3 separate regions of the Mus musculus genome follow, and regions 2 and 3 are each linked to region 1. Evidence: chromatin loops called from intact Hi-C (ENCODE). Cell type or tissue: heart. All regions are shown on one strand.

Region 1 (8,000 bases):
TTACCCCAAGGGTTCACATCCAATGACCAGGTCCCAGAATTTCTCACTGCTCTCTGCTCTGACGTGCAACCAAGACCAAGATCGTCCAGGTTCATGTCTTCCTTTTGGTCTTCCTTTCTACTGTTCATGTCTCCTCCAAAAATTCAGATGCCCTGTCCAGGTCATGTCCTTGCTATTGATTATTCAAAGGAAGCCAGAGGACTCTAGGCCATCGAATGCCTCTTTCTTTACTAAAACTGTCCCCAGGCTGGCTGCCCTGGGGTCTGTGGACCTGACTCCAATGAACAGCCAGAACTCTTGTGCCATCCACACTCAAAGAACTTCTTATCCCTGGTGTCATGAGGACCCACTCCAGGATAACACAGGTTCTACTCTACCCTTGGGAGCTGAATCATCATGTATCCCCATGGTCCAGACTCACAGCCTGGAGACCTTGCCTGCCTGCAGCAGGGAGTCCCAGCTCACCCTGGGTCCCACTCCTAACAGCCCCTAGCAGCCTCTTTTGTTCCTAGGCCACCTACACTCTCTGATTTGGCCCTGACATATAAAGAAGAGATGGCTAGGCAGGAGTCCCCAGGGCGCCAGACAACTGTGCCTTCCTGCTTTAACCACACAGTGTCCTGGCCAGAGAGGGGTTTCCACCTTCCCCACCCAGCAACAGAGGTCCCAACTTGACATAGTGAGAGATCACTGGCCATGGAATGGTCTAGGATCCATACTAGAGAGAAGTGTGGGGTTAGGGATAGGACTAAGGCTAGGGTCAGAGCTAGAGTTGGAGCTAAGAACAGGATCAGGGCCAGCCTAGTGGTCTATGGCTCGAATTGGCCTAGGACAGAATCAAGGCTACAGCTAGGGTCAGGGTTAGGGCTAGAGTTTGGGCTAGGGCTAGGGTTAAGGTTACAGTTATGAGAAGGTTTGGAGCTAGTACTAGGATTAGTCTTGTGACTGGGGTTAGGTTTCTGGCAATGTGTAGATCTAGGTTAAAGTTTGGTTAGGCTTATAAGTAGAAATAGAAACAGGTTTATATTAGGTTTAAGGTTTTATGTACTGCTAAATATAGGATTAAGTGTTGGGTAGGATGGGCTTAAGTCTAAGGCTGGGCAGAGCCGGGTGTACCAGACAGGCTTTTATAAGCTCAGATAAGCCCTCCTGTTTGGTTCCCTCCCCTCCTCTTCCACCCTTGGTGATCTGTTTGTGTCCCTGATGGCCATTGAACCTTATTTTAGACTTCTAAGTCTTCCTTCCTTACCCACCCCTGTGTCCCAGGCTGACCCATGAAAATACCAAACCCCAGCTTCCATGAAACACCCGTTTTTGCCACCAATGTCCTCAGGAAAGGAAAGAGAAAGCCGTTCACTTCACCTGGGTCCCGACTCACCAAATTAGCCTTCTCAGATTTGGAATAATCTAACCCCTACCCAAACCTGCCATTCAACATTGTAGGGTCACGTTGTGTCCCCTGCTCCTCCTTCCTGGGGCAGACTGCTCTATGGGGACACTCTCAGGTCCCCTGCTGAGACCTGCTGGTTCTTTGCAGGAGGCATGGCCCGGCCATGACTGCAGTGGGCTGGGTCTGTGTTGCAGGGGCAGGCAGCAAGCGGCCACCGGTGCCTTTGCGTTCACTTTGGAAACTGTCAGTTCAGCAGTCTGGCTGAGGACCTGCTCCACGGTGGCCTTAAAACTGTCCACACTCATAAATCACCCGGGATTTAAACAAGCGCTGGTGGCAGGTAATTTTTCAGAACTCCCCCACACTCACACGCAGTCAGCAGCGTGGTTATGCAGGACCGTGGACGGGGTGGAGAGTGAGTGAATTGAGATGGGGTGAGTGTGTAACAGTGCTGTCATCTTGGGGACAGTTGTGGAGTTGGAAATGAGGCTGCTGGTGGTGGGTGATCAGCCTGGCCATGTTAGGGTGCAGAGAGTCCCTGCAGGGGTCTTCCTGGGGCTCCACATGGCAGATTATGCAAATACCCAGCCTCATACTGTAACAGGCCAAGACACAACCCCAGCACAACCTCTGGGGCTAGCTCCCACCTTCCCAGATGTCCTTGTGGGCAAGCAACACTTGGCATGGGGAGGACATACTAATGGTGGATTCAAATACCCAGACAAGAGCCCAGAGCTCAAGCTGTGTTCTGTCCCCGAGAGTCACAGGCCATCGGCCCCATATCCACGAGGAGCAAAGCAAGGAAAGAAGCTAAATGTCCCCTCCAGACACATTTAAGGTCACCACCACCTTCAGCAGAAAGATGTGTTACCTCACAATGTCCGTCTCTCCGCTCAGATCCTCAGATCTCTGCCTAGAGCCAGGTTCTGTGGGCTAAGTGTGGAGCTCCAGGAGGGCTGGGATCAGGGCTCAGTTAATAGTGGGATCAGGGCTGTTAGTGGTGGGATCAGGGCTCAGTTAGTGGTGGGATCAGGGCTCAAGTTTACAAAAAAAATGAGGATTCAAATATAAGGCTGAGATCCAAATGCTTTGAGTTGAGATCAAGCATCCACATGGGCTGGGATATAGGGCTATTCTCAAACTGAGCCAAAAGTCCTTGACTCAGAAGGGTGTGCTGTGACTATTACAGTCATGCAGGCAGTGGAAAGGCTGCTGCTGCGTTCTCCAAACCCCAGTGGCCTTCGTCAGCTGACAGGAGGGGATCCAGCCCAGATGCCTAGATATGGAAGTGTGGGCTCTGTTGCTTCTGCCTGATACCTGGCTAGTGATGAGAGGGAGGACCCAGGCCAACAAACATGGGCTTGGGTGTAACCCAGCTTTCTCTGACACTGGATTCCACAGGACAACAACCAGAACCCTGCAGACTAGGTGCCCACAGGGCTCCCAGAAGTGTCTGCAGCCCCCTGCTAGGGAGACCCCTGGCTTTATACTATTCATTCCTTTTATCCCAACCAGGTAAGGCCATTCAGATGAGGTAGGAGGAATACTGGTACTCCAGAGCAGGACCTAAGCCTTTGAGAAAGCACATGGCACCAAGCCACTCTTGTACCCAGAGGCTGTAAGCCCCCAGAGTATAGTACCTGGGAGTTTGTAGTTTCTCCCAATGCAAAGACTGCTCTGATCCAGGCAACTGTGTGGCTCCCCTCAGCCCTGAAAGACACCCTTGGGGGCCCAGACGCTGAGTAACGTATTGTCCCCACAGGGTTCTCCTTGTTGATATAAGGGTTCCTGGACCATAGGATGGCCTAGAATAGCCCCACCAGCTGTGGGACAGCTGCCTCCAGCCAGCCCAGCTAAGGATGCAGCCTGACCTTCTCTGGCCAGTCCTCCATCGCCACCTGGTGGTGAACTCCATACATGAGAAAGGCAGCACCAAGGGATGCAGGTCCATCCCCTGCGAGGCTGGGCTACCCTTCTCACTGGCCTTGCAGACATGGGCAGAGGCCAGCGTTTGAGGAAACCGAGGGACCCCGGGCACTGAGCTGGTTTCTGAAGCATCACCTTCATTCTTGAGGAGTCCTGATTGTCACCGGAGCTCCGTCCCCAGAGGGCAAATGACAATAAACACAAATGCAAGACATCAGCAGCCCAGGCAGAGCTGCCCCTGATTGCTAATCACATCCTCATTCCTGAAGCTCTTTAAAACCCTGCCTGAGCCACGTTATTGTCTCCAAAGAGCTGTTATTACTCTTATAAAAAAAACTTATAAAAATTCTAATCAACACTGGTCTTAAACAGCAATGTCGCGCATGCTGCCTGCCTCCTCCTGTGCGGTCCAGGGGAAGTGAGGGGCCTTTATGAGGCCCTGCCCGCCTCCTTTCAACCTCATTGCTTTTGCTGTCTATTGATGTGCTAAAAATGAGGCCTGCGGCTGTAGTTATTGATAGACACTCTTCTACTGTGGCAGCCAGGACCAGGGGCCCTTGAAAAGTTGGGTGTCCTGATGTCAGCACTTGCTGTTGTCCTAGCTCACCCAGGCTTCCTGTTTCACCTGGAAGGACAGGAACACAGCTGGGAGGCCAGCGGACACATGACTGAACAAGCAGCTAAGGGCCCAGCAGTGAGGTCTCAAGTCAGCCTGCAGGCTGTGCTCAGGACATGAAAACCATAGAGCCCATGGCCGGTGTCCATCCTGGCCCATCTCAGGAACCCACACTACCTGAAGGCAAATCATTATGTCCCAGGTCAACGTTGTGTCAGGCTCTCACCTGGGTTCCACCTGCTCACAGAGGAGAATGCAGGTGTGGGCAGGTGGCAGCCACAGGCTGGGGCTGACATTCAGGTGACGGTACACCCAGCACCCACTGCAGCTCTTTAGGGAACCTCCAGAGAGTCTAGCTTCCTGCAGTGAGGAGCAGAAACCTAATGCTGAGAGGATCATGGGAAAACCGGCTGATGGGGTCCCTGAGCAAGTACCACAGCCCAAAGCAAAACCCAAGCTGGCTGGCGCAGGCCCTCTCCTTCAGGGCCTCACAGGAAGCATGATGGTAATAATGGGTTTCAGGTCAGTTCCTGGCAGTAGTCCTGCCCTGAGCGTTGCCTGACCTGTCTTTTGGCATCTATGAGCCTTGATCCCACACCACAGAGCCCAGCTGCTGGAGGGAACTGTATGAAAAGCAGGTAGAATTGTACATGCCTTGAAGCAGCCACAGGTAGAGCTGTGGGCACCCTGGGCAGCAATATCACCACAGACAACCTGGCTCTGTCCCAGATGCTAAGGACACCCCCTACAGACTGCTGGCCGCCAAGCATATCTTCGCCGCCTTGGAGCACCTCAACTGCAGGGCAGCAGATCTGAGCAGGTGGATAGGGAGACCACAGATGACAGGAAGTCCAACCCAGAGAGCCACTGGGGACTAGACGCTGTTCCTCACCTCAAGCAGAGGCAAATCTGAGATAACTGGGAAGAGAAGGATGTCTCAGAGTGACTGCTGAGCCACCCAGAGTCTTAGCATCAGTCAGTAGTTCAGCCAGTGGCTATTTGAAAGGAAAGCCTCTGACTGCTGTATATGGGCCCCTAGGGCCCATGAAACCTGTGTCTCTAGAGAACCAACAGCATGCTCAGGGCACGTGTGGACCCTCCTCCTCCACCCAGACCCTGAAGGGCCACCACAATCTGCATTCATTTGCCACTACCACTGCAGAAATACAAGGTGTGAACGTGCTGGTGTTTAGGGCCCTGTGGGATGTAAACTAGCAGGTGTTCTTTGGGTCTCACAATCTTACAAACAAGGCCCTCAGACATTCTGTGTGACTGTTGAGAGGGGACCAGTTGTCCCATACACCCATTCTGAGTGCACACAAACTGGAGCCCCAAACAGAGAGAAATCTTCCAGGCATGCCTACCTGTCGGACCCAGGGCTCACGGGCCAGCATACCCTTATAAGGGGCAAGCTGGGGGCAGTCTTCAGAGAGGGACTACTGTACTCTGCAAATGCAGGAAGCTTTGATGTCAGAATGGGAAGAGGGCAGTCTGAGTGGAGCATGGCCTTTCCTGAGGTAGGGGTGGGGAACGTGTTTAAGAAGGTCTGTGATGGGGATCTGGGTCACACAGAGCCAGCTGTGGACCAGCAGCCATGTGTTAAGGTGCCTGGCTGGCCTCCCCTGCTAGTTCCTTTCTTCCACCCCAGTTGAGCACAGATGGGCTCCTACAACGAAGGCACTTGAGCACGCAGCATTCCCCAAACTCCACAGCCTACTCTTCCGAGCTGGGGCTGGGGTACAGATGAGGAAGGTTACAGGAAAAGATGTCCCAAAAGGAAGTGGAACGGAGAGAGTTGGAGGAAAGCGGGCCCCGCAGTGCTGCTGTGGGGTGAGCAGGATCGGGTGGGGGTGGGGGATAGCCTGGAGGTGGGGGTCAGTGTTAAGTAAGGTGGCCCAGGCCCAGGGTGTAGAGCAGATAGAGACAGCTTAGGAACCAGAGGGATAACCAAGGCTGGTAAGGAAGGGAGAGGCAGGGCAGCCACTCAAGTCTACCTCCCTGGGCTCCAATTCCCTCCCGCAAGAAGCCTGGAATCCACATGTTCCTTAAAAGCCACCTCATGATGGCGTGTGTGGGAGCTGAGCAACGCTCCCTTTAAGGAGGCAAACACACAAAGATAGGACAGGAGAAATCCATCAGGCGGCCTTCCCAACCGCCACGGAGATTAAAATGCACGATCCTTCGATATGGGGCTAATAAAGTGAGCCGTCCCTCGCTGCAGAAATGAGCCATAACTCAGTGAAGATGAGCTCCAGATAAACTCTGAGTGGGGCCAGAAGGCAGCGGCCCACCACAGCATCCTCCCAGCTGTGGACCGGACTAATGGGGGTGCAGGGGGCAGGAGGGTAAGATTGGGACAGGACACCCACTACGGCCTTCCACTGGGTTTTATTTCTAACAACCTGCTTGGAGTCAGGGTAGGGGATTGGACAAAGATGCTGTTGAGTGACACCCATTGTATTAGTCAGGGTTCTCTAGAGTCACAGAACTTATGGATAATCTCTAAATAGTAAAGGAATTTATTGATGACTTACAGTCGGCAGCCGAATTCCCAACAATTGTTCAGTCGCAGCTGTGAATGGAAGTCCAAGGATCTAGCAGTTACTCAGTCTCACGCAGCAAGCAGGCAAAGGAGCAAGAGCAAGAGCTAGACTCCCTTTTTCCAATGTCCTTATATTGTCTCCAGCAGAAGGTGTAGCTCAGATTAAAGGTGTGTTCCACCACACCTTTAATCCCAGATGAAAGGTGTAGCCCAGATTAAAGGTGTGTTCCTTAAACTCGGAGATTCAATCTTCTGGAATCCATAGCCACTGTGGCTCAAGATCTTCAAACCAAGATCCAGATAAGGATCTCCAAGCCTCCAGATAAGGGTCACTGGTGAGCCTTCCAATTCCGGATTGTAGTTCATTCCAAATATTGTCAAGTTGACAACCAGGAATAGCCACTACACCCATTATAGACTGAGACCTTTGTAGGTGGAAGCCAGGTCACCGTGCTGTTTCTCCTAGGCCTTTCTACCTGTATACTTGCCTGACATAGAAGGACAGGCTGGCCAGGTCAGAAGTCATCAGTACTTGCCACCCCAGAGTATAGACAGAATCTGCAGGTTACTTGAGGTCGTGGTAAGTTCACCCAGGCCCTGCCAAGGATCTCTACAAGGTAAACGCGGCCAGGGAGACCCAGACTTGACCTTGTTGCTCACAAGTGCTACCTGCACTAAGCTCCCAGGTACCGGCTTCCCTGGGAACATTCTAGAAGCCCACCCAGCACTGCTGCATACTCAGTTACATGCTCACAGTTGGGGCGTACCCCCATTGCACGCTATAGACCCGCCTTGCTATGGCAGTCATGACTGCAGCAGCTGTGACACTGCCCCTCCCTCATAGTATCAGCCTCACTCTGGCAAAGTGGGATGGATGTACAACTCAATGGGCTTGTGTACCCTGCAAGGAAGGAGTACCAGGCAGGTGTACAGGTGGGAGGCCGCTTCAGGAAGCAGCCCTACCTGGGCTCAGCCCCCATCTGCCAGGGTTCTATGAGACCTTGGGCACGGGCATGCCAGTGGACAGCCTGCGTATCCCTGTCGGGACCTGAGACAGGATTCCTGGGCTTCTCTCCCTCCAGCCCACTCCACCACCACCACAGCGTGGTCCTGCCTCCCAGAGGGACGAGCCAGCTATGGAAGGTGACAGTTTCACAACAGCTAGGCTTTTAGACACTATTACATGGAGAGTGCAGCCTTAAAGCGCTAAATAACTCCCCAAAAGGGAACCCCAGCCGTTTACCACAGAATCAATCCACCTCTAATTTTAGTGCTCTGAAAAGGTATTTTTCTTAATGACTCCATTATTTTTTCAAATGGCGAGCTATAAACTCCCCCTTACACACTTACTCCAAGCTGCCTCTTTCCCTCCTTGCCTGCGTTTACGGCCAACTCTGCACAGACAGTGCACAGTTCCCATGGAGTGGTGATTTTATATGATAGTCCCTATTCTGGCAACTAGAAAGTCTAGAACTTAATTAGTGCCATCAGCTCTCAGGCTCCTGAAACCTAGGTTTTTGTGTAGT
Region 2 (8,000 bases), 68 kb after region 1:
CTCACTAAGGACAGCTCCCTACTCCCAGCAGGCATTGCAGAGGAGAGGAACAAGTTTTGTTTGGTTTGGGTTTTGCCTTCTATAACTTTCGTGGAGTGTAACTCAAGCTTTAAACCATCCTGAGTGTCACAGGCACACACCTGGCCCTCTGTCAGTCTTCTCCCTAGACAGTCTGGCTCTACACAGATCTTGTCACCTTTGCTTAGTAGTGACACAAACAAAATCTTTTCTCCATTTTCCTCTCCTTTCATCTCACCATGGACTTCGGCAATACCGCAAATGCCCCCACACAACTCTTGGGGTCCCTTTTGAACGAATCCTCTTACCTCTTCTGCGAACACAGGCCTATGACCTGGAGAAATGAGTGTTGCACACCACATCTCAAACTGCCTTCCTCTCCCTCCTCATTGTTGATTCTCTCCATGAGTTCTGAGGTTCAAATCCCAGAAGGGGCTCTTCTGCACAGGTCAAATGTATATTCTCTTTCCCTTGCACGTGTCCAGCTTTGAGGAATGTCAAGGTAGCCCCTCCACTTACTTCATCCTTCTTCTCCCCGGCTTTCCCTGCCAAATCAGAAGGTAAAGTGGAAGATCACACCAACATGCCTGTCTCCTGTTGTAATTTCTCCTTTGGACACACACTGCAGCCTCAGTTGCGTGTCTTCACACCCACGGAAGCGGGGCACACAACTTCTACTACAGCCAAAAGGCTTGCCATTCCATAACACATGGGGAAAGATGGTGGTGCTGAGCCTGGCCCCCAAAGGCAGCCCTTCAGACATCCTCGGCTACACAAGCTATTGCTTAAAGAAGAACACGCCCGGCTCCTCCTAGAGTCAACTTTTGTTCTTTCAGATCTCCATCAGAATGACAACTTCTTGCATTACAGCTCCCGGTGACAAAAAAAAAAAAAAAAAAAAAAAAAAAAAGTCTAACCTCACAAAGAGCCTAAAGAAATGTACCCATCCAAATTAGTTCATTTAATTAAAAATTTTTAAAGGAGCAGATCCATCTAAGCTCATCTTGGTGAACCAACAAGTTTATTGGTGTTAATGTACAGGAACCTGGGTAAGGGATTCTTTATGGGAGCATGGATGAACATGGAGGGGCAGCAGCTTCACTGAAAACCCCCGAAGCATGGGTGACAACGCGTGAAACCTGCATCCCTAGCCTCCCACCGTCAGGTAACCTTCCAGCTTTCATACACACACACACACACACACACACACACACACACACACACACACACAACCTGGAAGGAAGGAGGAGGAAGTGGTCTAGCCAATGGCTACTCTCCCCTCTCCTCCTGCCCATGGAGTATTAACATCTCCGTTGCCATTCCACTGATCTCATGAGCCCTGCCTCAGTTTACCCATTTCATTGCCATGACTGTGGGACCAGGTCACCTCAGCCATGTGCTCCATCGCAGTGCATGGTGACATCAGGTCTGGAAGCAATCATGTCCCTACAACTTGCATGCACAGATGGGCCCCCAGCCTGAGGGTTCAGGCAGCAGCCTGTGTGATCGTGCTGCGAGCAGACCCAGCACCTCCAGGGGCCTAAACAGCCAGGGCCTACTGACATGGCACCAAGTGCCATTTGGAGAAAGTGTTTCGCCGGAGTTGTCTATAAGCCTTCTGGAAGATTCCAGTCAGATCAGGAAATTTCAGTGCCTTCAGACTGATGCCAGCAGCTCTGCACGGAGCCTGAGAGACGGGATTCATCTATTTGTGAACGCTGCAATCTGCGTGTTCTCCTGTGGCACTAGGTCTGAGTCTACTGAAAAAGCAAGGGCCCTGGGAGCACCAGTTGGAACCCACTTCCGAGGATCGCGGTTCTGCATGTTCAGACACCGTTGCCCCACTTTAACCTGTTTTTATTTTCCTCTTTATGTATGTGTAGCGTGAGCTATGATAAAAACCTATGATTAAATAAGTCCAAAGCAGTTCTTTGCTGAATATAAAGTGGGGCTTCTGTATGATCAAGAGTCACGTCAGGGTTTTATAGGCGGTGTTTTTTCTTTCTTAGAGGTGCATAAAACAACAGGCCACCTTCCAATCAACAGCATTGAACAAAGTGGCTAAAGAGTAATAGCAATGGGCCCATCAGAGAGGAGTGAGAGATGCCCAGAGCTGGGGGGAGTGGCCACAGAGAGTATCTCAGTGGACACAGTGGACACAGTGGACACAGGAAGGGATCTGTAAACCTCAATGCCTATTCAGAACTTCTCAAACTCCCGGAAGGCTGCTGCAATGAAAGGCTTCTCTTTCCCCTGGTGGGACCCATCTTCCAAACCCTCCGGAAATGTCAGACACGAGAGACCTCCCAGCTCCAATCTCTGCATGACCAGAAGTCACACAAAGGCATCCCTTATCGCCTCACTGCCCGAAAGTCCCGAGCAACACTGCAAGTCACAGAAAAGTAACAAGAGGTTTAAGATCAGGAAAGGAAGAGATAAAGCTGCCAGGACTTGTGGATAACAAGGCACCTGGGTAGGAAATGTAACCGGATCAGCAGACTGCTGGAACGGGCTACAGCTACAAGATAAAGCCACAAAGATCAATAATATTCCTGCACACCGCAGGACCCAGCCAGCAAATAAGGCCTGTTCACGACAACAGCTGAAGCAATTAAGTAGCTGAGAATTAAGCTACCAGAGAATGGCTAGGCCCTGTGAAAGGACTCAGCTGAGCAACTAAAAGGAGAAGGTGCAGTGGTCAGACATGGGGGTGGGGGAGTGGGGGGGGGCTCTGGATAGCACCGCCAACAATTGTCCCCAAATTAGTCTCTCTGTTAATGTCATTCAAATCACAGTTCCTGAAGGCTCTTTTCGGAAACTCGACAACCCTATTCTCAGCCTGCAAGGAAGAATAAAAAGCCCTTGAATGGGGAAGCTGATTGGAAAGAAGGCAGGGGAAGGGCACGCTCTGCCAGGATGGAGACAGGCTGCATAGCCATGGCAACTAAAAATAAAATGACAGAAAGCAGGCAAGGTGCCACCAAGGAGCACACTGACTCTGAACAGGCACATGAGAGCTCATGTAGGTCAGAGGGGACCCTGCACATCAGGGGGGACACAGTCGCCGGGTAAGCAGCTTGTGATGTGGAACAAAATGAAGTTGGATCCCCATGCTATACCATGTTACAAGTTGGCTACGGCTGGATTACAGCTGAGTGAGCTTTAACAAAATGTGAGAGGGCTGGGGTGGGGAACGTGGGGCAGACATGTTCTATTCATGTGATGACAGAGATCGGGGCCTAGCGACCCCCAGTCACCACTCCGCCACAGCAATAGTCAAAGTGAGCAGAACAAAGACACTGCTGGCCCTGGGACTGGGACAGCCAGGAATACAGCCTGAAGATGCTCTGACCCCAGAGACCGGCACCCAGCCTGCTGGAGAACAAGCTGCCAGGAGTCCAGGCATTGGCACCACGTCTGATCCCTTCTCCCAGATTCCCACCATCCCCTGCCAACTAAACCTTGCTACATGTACATGATGGACAGAAGCAGGAGCTAATTGTTAGAAATACTGGTTTTGTAGCCTGAGACGAGGGCCTTCACCAGGAGGTCTTGGCAGGTACCTGAAGGTCAGCTGGAGCCATTAGGGCACTTGGGTGTGGAAAACAGACAGGTTCTGACTAAAGCAGGCGCTGGTTGGGGCCAGAGGCTGCAAAGTCGTGAGAAGGCCAGCAGACTTGTTTTAGCCCAAGCGTTCCCTGGAGACCCCCTCTTCCCCCAAGGCCACCATAACCACCAGCTTCAAACAGGTTCTTTGAGGGGGAGGAGAAGCAATCTCGTTCATATAAATGTTTAACTAGGAATTAATATTTATGAGGCTCTTGAATGACGGGCTGTGGGTTTAATAAATATTAACACAGACTGGGTTTCCCTTCCCTTCCCCCTCACTTAGTGTTGATGCCTCGGTTTGTGTACCATGCATTATTCAGCCGTCCCTGAGATGGGTCCCACTCCTTGCTCCCTGGCTCCTGAGGGGAGGCCTACAGGCTTCGGGGAGAGAAGTCACCAGACTGGGGAAGTCTTCGTGTCGCCCTGTCCCCATTCGGCTCACCCTTGCCCTTTGGCCCTTATTCTAGCATAACACAGCCATTTCCACGACCGGAGGTGTCGCAGGGTCCAGCCAGTCTCAGTCACCCATTCTCCACGCCCTCAGTCCCAGGAAGACTTCCCGGGTCTGCTGGGCCTTCTGGAGCCACAGCCTGGCTTCAGAAACGGAATCCCTGAATCACTGAAAGGGCCGAGCCAGCCATGAGCACTGGTGGAGCTCGAGCGCCCCCTTGTGGCTAGTGTGCTCCCAGGTAGAAAGATGTCGGTTAGGAGACCAGGCCCGGGTTTGCAAATCTCTGCATTAGGTTCACAAATATTCACTACCCTGGCCTGGTTTCCCTCCTGGTCTGGGTTACATGAATTGGTCAGCTGAGTTGGGAACAGAGCCCAACATTCTGCCCTCTGCAGTTCCAGTTATATCTGCCAGTTTAGATGCTGTCACATCAGTGGGGCTGTTCCATTCATGAGATGACATGTGTTGGCCTTGTCTTTCCTGTTCCTTGCGAACCAAAGATGGCCTCAGCCAACCAGATCTGATCTCCCATGAAACCCTTTGAACCACCCTTCAGTAGTGTCATTTCTGAGGTGCCCTCCTCATTCCGGATGACTGTGGTCCACCAGGCCAGGTGGTGCAGCAGGTTCAATGGACTCAGGTTGACCATAGGGACAGGCACCTCCAGCCTTAGTCTCCATGGGCCCCAGGGTCCCTCACCTCATGTAAAGCAACCCACCTCACAGGCTCTTCTGCGTCCCTGTTGGTCTCCAAAAGGGGTCAGGACTAGATCAGCTTCCTACTGAACTAGCTACCACCAGCTAACGTGACCCCTCACCCTACCCCTGTCTGCTTCCAGTGACATTCTTCACAAAAATCCCGCCAGTGGAATTCCAGGCAGTTCAAGCCCCAGGGAGCCCAGTGGAGCCCTGCATTGGCCTAGGCAGTTTCTGGAGAAGTAATAGAGCCGGCAGTGAGACTAGCCACAGAGCTGGTAGTAGTTTCTGGGAAAGAAGGGGACCTAGGCTTCAACTGTCCTGAGAACGGCTTTGTGAACCAGACATCAGATCCAGCGCACTCATTCGTTTAAAATGTCAGCCCTGAGCTGGGCGTAACTATCCCTCCGTGGGTGTGGATGGGGCTACGTGTGGGTGGGGCCAAGGGGTGGGTGGGGGCATGGATGTGGGTGGGACTATGTGGGGGGACCATGTAGTAGGTGGGGTCATGGGTGTGGGTGGGGCCATGGGTGGGTGGGGCCATGAACTTCAGTCCTCAAGGGGACAGAAAGCAACACTAATGGGTAGGGCTTGGTGAACATTCCAGAAAACGACATCCTAATTGGATGATGGCCTGGTGGCAGGTCACCCATACAGAATTCCAATGTCAAAGGCAAAGACCAAAGGATAAGTACTTCGAACTGAGGCCGGAAAGGGCCAGACTAGGATGGCCTTGTGCTCTGGGCTAGACCAGGAAGACCTTGTTCTAGAGGCCTGTGGAGCAAGGAAGAGACCTGATCCCCATAGGAAGGGAGGCTCCGGTACTGATTTCTGACAGTGGCTAGTTTTCCTGTTTAATGGTGTCTTGTTACTTACTAAGCTGAAGACAGTCTCTCACCTTTGTGGGAAATCGACAACAGTTCTGGGTGCAGGAGGCTCGTGCATAGGGGAAGGCCCCTCACTTTATTTATCTGCTCCCAGCCCCTGGGAAGGTTCCAGTCCCCACCCCATGACAGATAGGGTGGAAAGGGTGCAGTGTGGGACCCCTTCACCTTCCCTCCAGTGGCTCTTGATGTCTGTAGGGAAGATTGACCGACAGTGCAGCCAGGGCCCCAGACAAGGTGTTCTGCCAGACGCGAAGGAATATTGCTGTCTACTTAATATGGATATCGAACAAGGTGAGATTTTTGGTTGGGGTAGGGAGGTAGCGATGGAACGTAAAATATCTTCTATTCCTTTAGAAGTGCCCTGTTGTGTGGGCTTCAGATACCTGTGCCCTTCTCATTCAGCAATAAGGCCTCACAGACAGACACACAGACACAGACACAGACATTGTGATGCACACAACCACCTGCCCTGCCCCCACCCCTAGAGAAGGAGGGTGTGCTGAGAGGAAGGCAGCTCAGAGCACAAAATAACCGGAGTCTTTTGCTCTAGAGTATGTAGCAGCCGGGGTCAGAGCAGGGGTCAAGTCGTGTTCTCTGGGGAAACAGAAACAATCAGATCCACAGTGTCTGAGCCGGGAGAGCCAACACTGTTGGCCCAAGCTGAAGACAGGGAGAACAAAGTCCCAGCTCCAACAGGCAAGTGGGTGGCTGTCCCTCCTCTGAGCCTTTGTAGCTCAGTCTGGCTTTCAGATGACTCGGTGCAGCCCCCGTGGAGAGGAACATGGTTTGCTCTGCTCTCTTTAAATAGCAAGTAGCACCTGATCTGTGGGACGCCTCAAGGCCAGCCCAAAGCAGGCGACTCCCAGGGTGCCCATGACCACCCAGCATTGGCTCGTGGGAGCAGCAGCCAACTATGGAGTCGCATCAAAAGCCTCAGGCCTCCTAGGATTGGGGGTGGAGCCCAGGAAGTTCTGATGAGTACTGAGGAGGCCTGAGCCTCTGGGGGGTTCAGGGGACAGCTGGCCTTGGAGCAGAAGAGTGGTGCGGGCCCCAGGGTGACCTCATGTGGATGTTGCTGGCCTTGTTGCTTTCTGTTTTTCAAATTTCGTTTCACTGGCTTAAGAAGCCAGGCAGTTGCTTTTGCTGTCCAAAATCCTTAAGGAGCAAAACTCCACACAATCTTGGAGGAAATTGAATTCAGAAATTAGATGCAAGGCTTAGCAGAGACCTCGGCCGAGCCCCCGACAGGGTGAGACAGACACATCCACTGAGACCACATCACAGTTATTAACCTTTTGCTCCAGAGCATATGGAGAAAAGCTGCTAGACACACGGGGAGAAATTCTCTAAACCACAGTCACAGTGGGAGACTTCAACATACCTCATCAGTAATTGCCAGATCAAAACCATGAGTAAAGGAAAGGGGAATTAATAGAACAATTAGCCACATAAATTAACAGATATGCAGGCCTTGAAGAAAGCAGCGTCCCTTTCAAAGACTAAACAAACACACAAAAGAGCATCACCGGAACCTTGAGTAAATCTGAGCAGATTCTTAGAAGGGGAGGTGGCCCATGCTACAATGGTACTCTGAGCATGGTACAATAAATCCGGGAATACCCACAGACGTGTGTGTGTGCATGTATGTGCAAGTGTGTGAATGCACGTGTGTGAGTGCATGTGCGTGTGAGTACATGAGCGTGAATATATGTGCATGTGTGTGCATATGCATGTGCAGTTGCATGCATGTATATATGTGTGCATGTGTGTATGTATTCGTGTGTGTATGTGTGCATGTATATGAATGCATGTGTGGGTGTGGATGTGTGTGGGTGCAGCTGTGAGAGTATGTGGGTACGTGTGTGTGTGTGCGTGTGTGTGAGTGCATGTGTGCATATGTGTGGGTTATGTGGGTACATGTGTGTATGTGTGTGTGTACATGTTTGAGTGCATGTGTGTATATGGGGGGTGAGTGTGTGTGTGTATATATTTTTGTGTGTGTGTGTTCATGGGTATATACATGTGCGTGTATGTGTGCATGTGTGTGAGTGAATGTGCATGAATGTGTGCATGTACATGTGTGTGTATGTATGTATGTATGTATGTGTTATGTGTACATGTATATGTGTATTTGTGCATGTGTGTGTTCAAAAGGGTGGCAGCCAGAAAACAACCTTGGTGTCATTTCTCAGGATCTGTCCATCTTTTTCAGAAAGTCTCTCATTGGCTCCACTGTTTTTATGCCTGTGGAGAGGCAGAACATAAAGGGAAGGGTAAGCCTCAGGGATACCACAACTCTGCCTCCCTAGCACTGGATTACAAGCTCACAGAACCACGTCC
Region 3 (8,000 bases), 63 kb before region 1:
CCCAGCCTGCATTGCCCCTGTGTGCTGTCCTGAGAGTTCTCCCAGCCTGCACTGCCCCTGTGTGCTGTCCTGAGAGTTCTCCCAGCCTGCACTGCCCCTGTGTGCTGTTTGTCCCAAGAGTCATCCACATGACACAATGGCAGCCACTAGAGCTGAGGTCACTCAGGCCTTGCCCAGCAGAGAGCCCAGGAGAACTAGATGAAGGAACATAAGGGACTCCAGGACAGCCGGGGAGACCCACATCAGGCTGACACAAATGATGAACGCCCATTGGGACCTGGGTCAACAGCTGTGTGGCACAGGTCGGTATAAACAAGATGTCATGGTTTGAATATGCTTGGCCCAGGGAGTAGCACTATTAGGAGGTATGGCCTTGTTGGAGTAGGTGTGTCACTAGGCATGGGCTTAAGACCCTCACCCTAGCTACTTCAAAGTGAGTCTTCCACTAGCCGTCTTCAGATGAAGATGTAGAACTCTCAGCTCCTCCGGAACCATGCCTGCCTGGATGCCGCCATGCTCCCACCTTGATGATAATGGACTGAATTTCTGAACCTGTAAGCCAGCCCCAATTAAATGTTGTTCTTATAAGAGTTGCCTTGGTCATGGCATCTGTTCACAGCAGTAAAGCCCTAACTAAGACACAAGTCCTCGTGAACTTGAGACCCAGTCAACTGGAACTGTACAGTGAGACGTCATCTGAAAACATCAGAGTAAAGAAACAAGATGGTGAAGGTGGCTGAATACACAGGAGCTGGGGGAGAGGAAGACATGCTTGTGGGGGTTGGGGGCCTGTGCTGAGGGAGGTCACAGATCAAAAGAGCAGTTGGGGGTCTGGAGCAATGGCTCAAGGGTTAAGAGCACTTGTTGCTCTTGAAAAGAGTTCAATTCCCCGGCACCCACCTAGCAGGTATCTCATAACCATTGGTCACTCCCGTTCCAGGTGATCTGACCCCATCTTCAGGCCTCTGTGGGCACCAGGTACACGGACGGTACAATAGGTACATTCAGGCAAGACATGCACTTACATAAAATTAAAACAAAGACCTCAGAGCAGTTGGTGTCCAGAGTGTGGCAGGGACTCAGCCCGTTCCTGCTGGCTGAAAACTCTGAGCACGCTCCCCGCCCTTCCCCCTCGGAGTGAGGCCTTTAAAACTGGGAAGAGCAATGAATGAGCCACACAGGGACCCAGGGCCTCGGTCCTTTGATCTCAAGCAATTGAGTTCTGCTCTTGGCACTTTCAGCCAATGGGACTGAATTTTTTTTTTTTACAAGAAATGAGTTCTAGGCAGGACTGTACCAGTTCTGCATCCTTTCATCTCTGAGCTCAGCCTGGGAGCGAGTCTACCATCTCGCCTGGGTCCCATCAAGGATCAAACTCGAGCATCAGGCGTAGTGGTGCACATCTGTAATCTTAGCACTCGAGAGGCTTTGGGGGGAGATTGTACGTTTGCGAGGAGCCTAGGCTACGTTGTGAGATCTTGTTCCGAAAACAAGACACAAGCCCTCAGACTCAGTGTGTGAGAGTTGGGCATTCCTCCTACCCCATGCCAGGCCCTGACCCTGGCAGCAGCTTGGTGAGTGTACCTTAGTGAGGGCCTCTCGCTGACCACGGGCGGGGCTTCCTTTGCTGAGGACCCCTATATCTCGCATCCTTGGACCACTGACCATCACTCAGGGCTCCTCACCTCTGGTTCTTCTGTGAGTTTAGTGGAGAGAGGGCAGCAGGAGTGTCCGAGGCTCCATGCTCCATCCCAGGAGGGGCCAAGTGAATTTGGCACATGGGAGACCGACCCTTATGGAGCCGACCCAACCTGGGGTAGCTTCTCTGTTTCTCCACCCCTCACCTGGCTGCTGAAGAGGTGGTGCTGTGCTGTGCTGTGCTGTGCTGTGCTGTGCTGTGCTGTGCTGTGCTGTGCTGTGCTGTGCTGTGCTGTGCTGAAATTATGGGCTCATAGTAGTCACACGGACACTGGAGCAACCCAGGCTCAGTCCCCAGGACCTTCTGACATCTCTTCCAGTCTTGACCTGCTGGTGGGGTAAAAGTTGGTCCCTGAATCAGGTCCCTGAGAGACTTGCCACTCTGAACCTACCTGGACCCACCATAGATCCGGCTTTCCATGTGTCTCATTGTTCTTCCCTTCTCATTTTGTTCTGAAGGAGGACGCAGAATGCTCAGCCTGTCTCTACATGATTTAAGCTTGGGGCTGGAGAGAGGGTTCAGCAGTTAAGAGTACTTGTTGCTCTTACAGAGGACACAGGTTCGGTTCCCAGAACTCATGCGGCAGCTCACAACTACCTGTAACTCCATTTTCAGGGAATCCAACACCTTCTCAGGCCACTACACACACACACAGTGTGCACACATACACACACACATAGTACACACATGGTGCACATACACACATCCATGTACATACACACACACATACACAATGCACATACATACAGTCAGAACACTTATACACATCAAATAAAATAAATAAATGTAACTACCTTATGCTGTTTCAGCCTGTCTGGGCTTCAGCTTCCCTAAACCTTGGTGTCTCCCTGGGCTCCACCATAAATCCAGGGCTGGCCCTTAGTCTCCACTCCAAGATAGACAGACGTGGTCTGTCCTATCTCTAATGGGACTTTATGAACCATGTCCTACCTGGAGGGGTTCAGGAGCCTCCTCCCTCACCTGGGCTCTCCTTCCTCTCTCCATGTCCCACCCCCATGCACACTGTCTTGAGTTCAGGGCTTCCTGATCTAGCACGGAGCTTCCTCCAGCTCTTGAATACAGCTCTGCTGCCCCTGCTGCCTGGCCAGGCGCTCTCATCCTCGGCCCACAGTCACCTCTTCCTGATGATGCCCCATGCTTCTTGCTGACAGTCTGTCCCCCTCCCTAATCACACTCAGCTCCGGAAAGGAAGGGACCTCTTAAGTCCCCAGGGCTGGACTCTCAGCAGGTGTTCAATTATTATTTGTTGAATGAATGAACGTCCTTGATGTTGTGTTCCCAGTGTCCTTTGCTTCCGTTCATTCCTGAAATGGCTTATTTTTCTCTTCCCAGCTCTGCAGGCTCATTTCTCATCCATTCTGCTATCTGAACATCTTTTGTTTTCTTATATTTCTTCTGTGTATTTTTCTTTATTTCAGAATCTATGTCCTTTGTCCCGGCATTTCATTATGGGACAGCGCAAACATTTGGAACCCTTTGTATAGGATCACGTGTAATTTACCCCAGACTTAAGGCATGCTAGCATGTCACCCGATAATTGTTTTAAGGAGTGAGACATTAGAAATAAAATGAGCCGTGTTTCTCTCTCTCTCTCTCTCTCTCTCCCACATTCTCTTCTGAGACCTCTGCTGTGATGTGCCACGTGGCTGTAGCAAAGACTAGCACAGATGACATCACTCTGTGCATATATATATATATATATATATATGTTGTTGTTGTTGTTTCATAGTCAGCATTACATTTTATGTGATCTGAGTGTGCAGGGCCAGGTGCTGGCACCTTTGCCACCATCATTTGCTCGAGTGAGATATGCCATGGCCAACTGCTCATTCCACGCAGGGCTGAGAGGCAGCTTCGGACGACACCTTTGTGCCTGACGGTCTCCGTGGTCCCATGCTCCTCTGGGCACATTCCTGGATGTCACTTTGTAGAATGTCTGGAAGGGAGAGGGGCAAGCCCAGCTCCAGCTTTGTTAGGAAACACCACATTGCTTTTTCTCAAGGTTGGAAAGCAAACATTCCTTGCAATGTGGCCGGGAACTAACCTACCCATTATCAGCAAGGTCTCCCTGAGCCTGACAATTGTAAAAGTTGTATTAACTGCACTTCTCTGGTTGGTAGAGAGAGGGCGCTCTTCCCGTTACCTGGCCATTGGGTTTCATCATCTATCAACCGCAGGATCCTATCATGTGTCTACTTTTCCATTGTTCTGTTATTTGTGTTATCTGCTTGTGTGTGCTCTCTATGTGCTCCATCTACTGCGTGGCTGGTGGTTTAAATTTTAACTGTCTGTTGCCTTGAGTGAGGAGAGTATTAGCTATAACACAGTAGTCACCTTTATCAAACTGGTTGTATCTTGCTGTTCTGTATCTTGACATAATTCCCATTTCGCCAGAGTGCCATCTAAATGCTTTGCGTCTCAAAGGTGGAACTTTGACCCATCTGGACGTACTTCTCTGACGGTTCCAATAACGGTGTGAATCATTTTACCATGCGGCCGGAGCAGAGAGCAGCTATTTCACAGAATCCTGCCTGTGGGGAGGAGCCCCTTGCACACTGAGCTCTCAGCATGCAGCTGAGCCTCTGCAACGTGCTGTCAGCCTTTGATCTCCTGGGTCTCCTCAGGGAGGCCTGGCCAGGGGGTGGAGCACAGCCCTCTCTCTCAGCTTCTCTCCAAGCTTTTCTTGGTCCCTTGAGAGTCCAGGTAAAGTCACCAGCCTCCTGAGAAGGTTCCACGGGAAACTGCTAGGATTTAAAGTGACATTATTATATTTAAATTATGTATCAGTGTACTCATAAAATTGGACTTTACTATCCATGGTGTAACTGTCCAGCTGGTGAGACCTCCTCAACAGGCTGACAGAAAAGTTTACTTCCTCATTGAGATGTCCCACCCTTCTGTGCTCTTTGCTCCTAAATACCCAGAGGTTTCTTCCTAGAGGGAAGTCTTTGTCTTTTATGTTCCCTAATTAGTGTTGACTGGAGAATATTAATGTGATGGTTAACACCTCCCTAAACCAAAACCTAGCCATTCCAATTGTAAAGTTTCTTAGGATTGTTTTACACGAAAATCGCCCAACCCCCAAATAACAAACTGCACCTCTTCTTTTCTGATCTTTTCTCCTCTCTCCTTGTCTGGTGACCTTGACTGGACACTCAGACTGTAGTGAGAACTGGCCACTAGAGCTGTCAACTCTGCCTGCGATGGTCTTGCACCTCAGCCCGGGGCTGGATACAAGTGCTACACTGTCCTGTGCCAGGCCGAGCAGCTCTGTGTCTGAGTAGAGAAGGATGTTCCTCTCAGCATCTGGGCTGCAGCAGGAGGCCAATTCCACCTGCAGCCTCCTGAGCAGCCCTTGGTTTTTGCCTGGGATCCGTTGATGGATTTACAGTGAGAGCATGGTCCTCGCCCCACCTCAGGTCTAGACCTTCCTAGAAGACTGATTCTAGAACATTTCCCACACCTCGCTCGAAATGACCAGCCAGGCTGACTGGGTTCCTCTGTCTGCTGCCTGCTGGTTTTGGATGTGATCTACACACAGTTTAGTGGACAAACTGACTTGGGTAAGAATAGAGCCACCACCAGGTATGCATTGCAAGAGACGCTCTCACACCAGAAATTTCCATCAAAAATAGCCACCAGGGTCAGCAAGATGGCTCAGGCAGTGTGGGTTCTTGCTTCCAAGTCTGACAGTTTGCATTTGATCCCCAGCACCCATGTGGCAGAAGAAAAGAAGTGATTCCTGCAAATTATCTTCTGACTTCCATGTACTGGCCGGTTTTGTGTGTCAGCTTGACACAGGCTGGAGTTATCACAGAGAAAGGAGCCTCCCTTGAGGAAATGCCTCCATGAGATCCAGCTGTAAGGCATTTTCTCAATTAGTGATCAAGGGTGGGAGGGCCCCTTGTGGGTGGTGCCATCCCTGGGTTGGTAGTCTTGGGTTCTATAAGAGAGCAAGCTGAGCAAGCCAGGGAAAGCAAGCCAGTAAGGAACACCCCTCCATGGCCCCTGCATCAGCTCCCGCCTCCAAGTTCCTACCCTGTGTGAATTCCTGTCCTGACTTCCTTTGGTGATGAACAGCAATGTGGAAGTGTAAGCTGAATAAACTCTTTCCTCCCCAACTTACTTCTTGGTCATGATGTTTTGTGCAGGAATAGAAACCCTGACTAAGACACTCCATATACACATCATGGTACACACACACACACACACACACAAACACTTACAAACATACATGTACACACACACACACAGCTACAAGCATACAGAATGAATGAATGGATAAATAAATAAATGTGACTTTTAAAAGTTTAAAAATGACAACCACCATTTACCCAGGAATCAGGGAACTGACTCAGGACAACGTTTGATGCTTGTGCCTGCTGGGCTCAGAGTTAAATGGGAACATGGCTGAAGGAGGCCCTGCTGCATGGGCAGGTTGAAGGGCCAGCTGGAAGAGAAGAAAGGTTCACGGAGTTAGGCTCAAGGCTACACACAGTGTTATGACAGTTGCTCTTCTCTGGGCATCTCTGGCTTCTCCTTGACACCAGGAGTCAGTGATGAGGTGGGGAGCACTGAATGAGTCCCCAGTCTCTCTCTCAGCTGTTTGGAGGCCTTGGTGGTTCCTGACAGTTTCCTGCTATAAGAGAGAAAGTTGTTGGTTTCTGTCACCTTGAAAAGGATTTGTGGCTTGTGGAACAGAACTGGCTAGCGTGTGAAGCAAGTAAGACACATCTGCTTCCAGAGAATGTGAGAGACTGATAGCATGGGCCTTCACATGCACGAGCCTTCTGGCCTCCTGTGTGACATGCACGTGCCTTCTGGCCTCCTGTGTGACATGCACGTGCCTTCTGGCCTCCTGTGTGACATGCACGCGCCTTCTGGCCTCCTGTGTGACATGCACGTGCCTTCTGGCCTCCTGTGTGACATGCACGTGCCTTCTGGCCTCCTGTGTGACATGCACGCGCCTTCCGGCCTCCTGTGTGACATGCACGTGCCTTCCGGCCTCCTGTGTGACATGCACGTGCCTTCTGGCCTCCTGTGTGACATGCACGTGCCTTCTGGCCTCCTGTGTGACATGCACGTGCCTTCTGGCCTCCTGTGTGACATGCACGTGCCTTCTGGCCTCCTGTGTGACATGCACGTGCCTTCTGGCCTCCTGTGTGACATGTACGTGCCTGTATGGAGTATGGCCATGGGAGGTCTGCTGTGGCCTCAGGTCACTCACTCTTTTGCTTGCTTCATGATGGCCAAGTCCTTCCTGCCTGGATCTTGGGGCAACAGTAAAAAAGCTAGACAATACAGCAACCTAGGGAACCCAAGACTGTACCATGCCTGCTCTGTACCAGTCATGGTTGAGAAGGGCTAGCTACCACCTGGCCTTTGCCACCTACACAGCAGCTGTTGGCAGTCGGTGTGATAAACAATTCTGGATCACAGTCACCCAAGGAAAGACAGTGGCATGGACCAGGGGCGAAATGAAAAGAAAACAGTAACAACCAGAGGTGCTCGGAGCTTGTGGAGGACCCAGAGGAGAAGCTGGACCAAAGGGGTGACTGCGATAAGTATCTGAGGAGAGTCACATGTGTTTCAGACTTCGTTCCTGAAGATAGAAAGAATAGGAGCAGAAGATGATGCTCAAGTTGGTGGACTGGGCTGCAGAAATACAAACCAAGAGAAGCATAGGGAGATGGAAACCATAGGAGACAGGTGAGGAGCCTGGAAAATAAGCCCAGGTTCTCAAAGACAAGAAAGTAGGGGATTGTGGGAGAGCCACTAATGAGCCGTGGCTCGGAGAGGGAAAGACAGAGGTAAGTGCCCCCTCCCACCTCGCGGCAACACCACCTGTCCAAGGGCATTCCTATTACCGAATGAAACCAGCTTGTCGGATTTCTGTCTGCAGTGAATGAGTCTCCTCTCCCACTTGCCTTCTGCTGCCTTTGGAAGGAGTGTCTGATGACCAGGGAGAGCACCGTGCTTACACAAGTCACTTGAACTTCTGCACGGGACACTTGTCCTTCCTCTGCAAGGGACACTTGTTCTTCCTCTGCAAATGTGTGTATTTCAGTCATCTGTACCCACACGACTCACAGACACTTCCTTTCAGGGACTGCATTAGATCCGTGGGCCAGCTTGCTGCTGTTGTCTTACTAGTCCAGCTTGCTACTGGGGGCACTTTTGGTGGCCAGCAAATCCCACCCTTAGCACCTAGCACACAGGAGCTGAGATGGCAGGAGCTGAGAGAGAGAGAGAAAGAGAGAGAGAGGAAGGGGGCACTTGA

Evidence for each region. Peaks named below come from ENCODE experiments on the same cell type or tissue, not always from the same donor. Only the 100,000 strongest peaks of a DNase experiment are listed, where the experiment ranks them.
Region 2: a loop joins it to region 1, with 6 times the contacts of the local background. A loop is called at or near these places in 10 of 42 quality-filtered maps.
Region 3: a loop joins it to region 1, with 6 times the contacts of the local background. A loop is called at or near these places in 12 of 42 quality-filtered maps.

Annotation. Positions count from the first base shown.
Region 1 is chr12:112,470,678-112,478,677 of GRCm38, forward strand. No RefSeq gene overlaps it. Among named protein-coding and RNA genes, the nearest start is that of A530016L24Rik, 15 kb to the right of the region's middle. In heart, a CTCF peak has its summit at 3,293 (motif pointing left); a DNase peak (open chromatin) is centred at 3,294; H3K27me3 peaks cover 6,774 bases.
Region 2 is chr12:112,538,851-112,546,850 of GRCm38, forward strand. No RefSeq gene overlaps it. Among named protein-coding and RNA genes, the nearest start is that of Gm40584, 7.2 kb to the left of the region's middle. In heart, a CTCF peak has its summit at 4,318 (motif pointing left); DNase peaks (open chromatin) are centred at 4,271, 6,281 and 6,631; H3K27ac peaks cover 2,824 bases; H3K27me3 peaks cover 2,780 bases.
Region 3 is chr12:112,407,908-112,415,907 of GRCm38, forward strand. A730018C14Rik (RIKEN cDNA A730018C14 gene) reads right to left here. Exons shown (of 4, transcript NR_036459.1): 3 at 6,055-6,170; 4 at 3,116-4,461. Among named protein-coding and RNA genes, the nearest start is that of E330035G20Rik, 6.1 kb to the left of the region's middle. In heart, a CTCF peak has its summit at 3,846; no DNase peak of the experiment used is centred here; H3K4me3 peaks cover 557 bases; H3K27ac peaks cover 880 bases.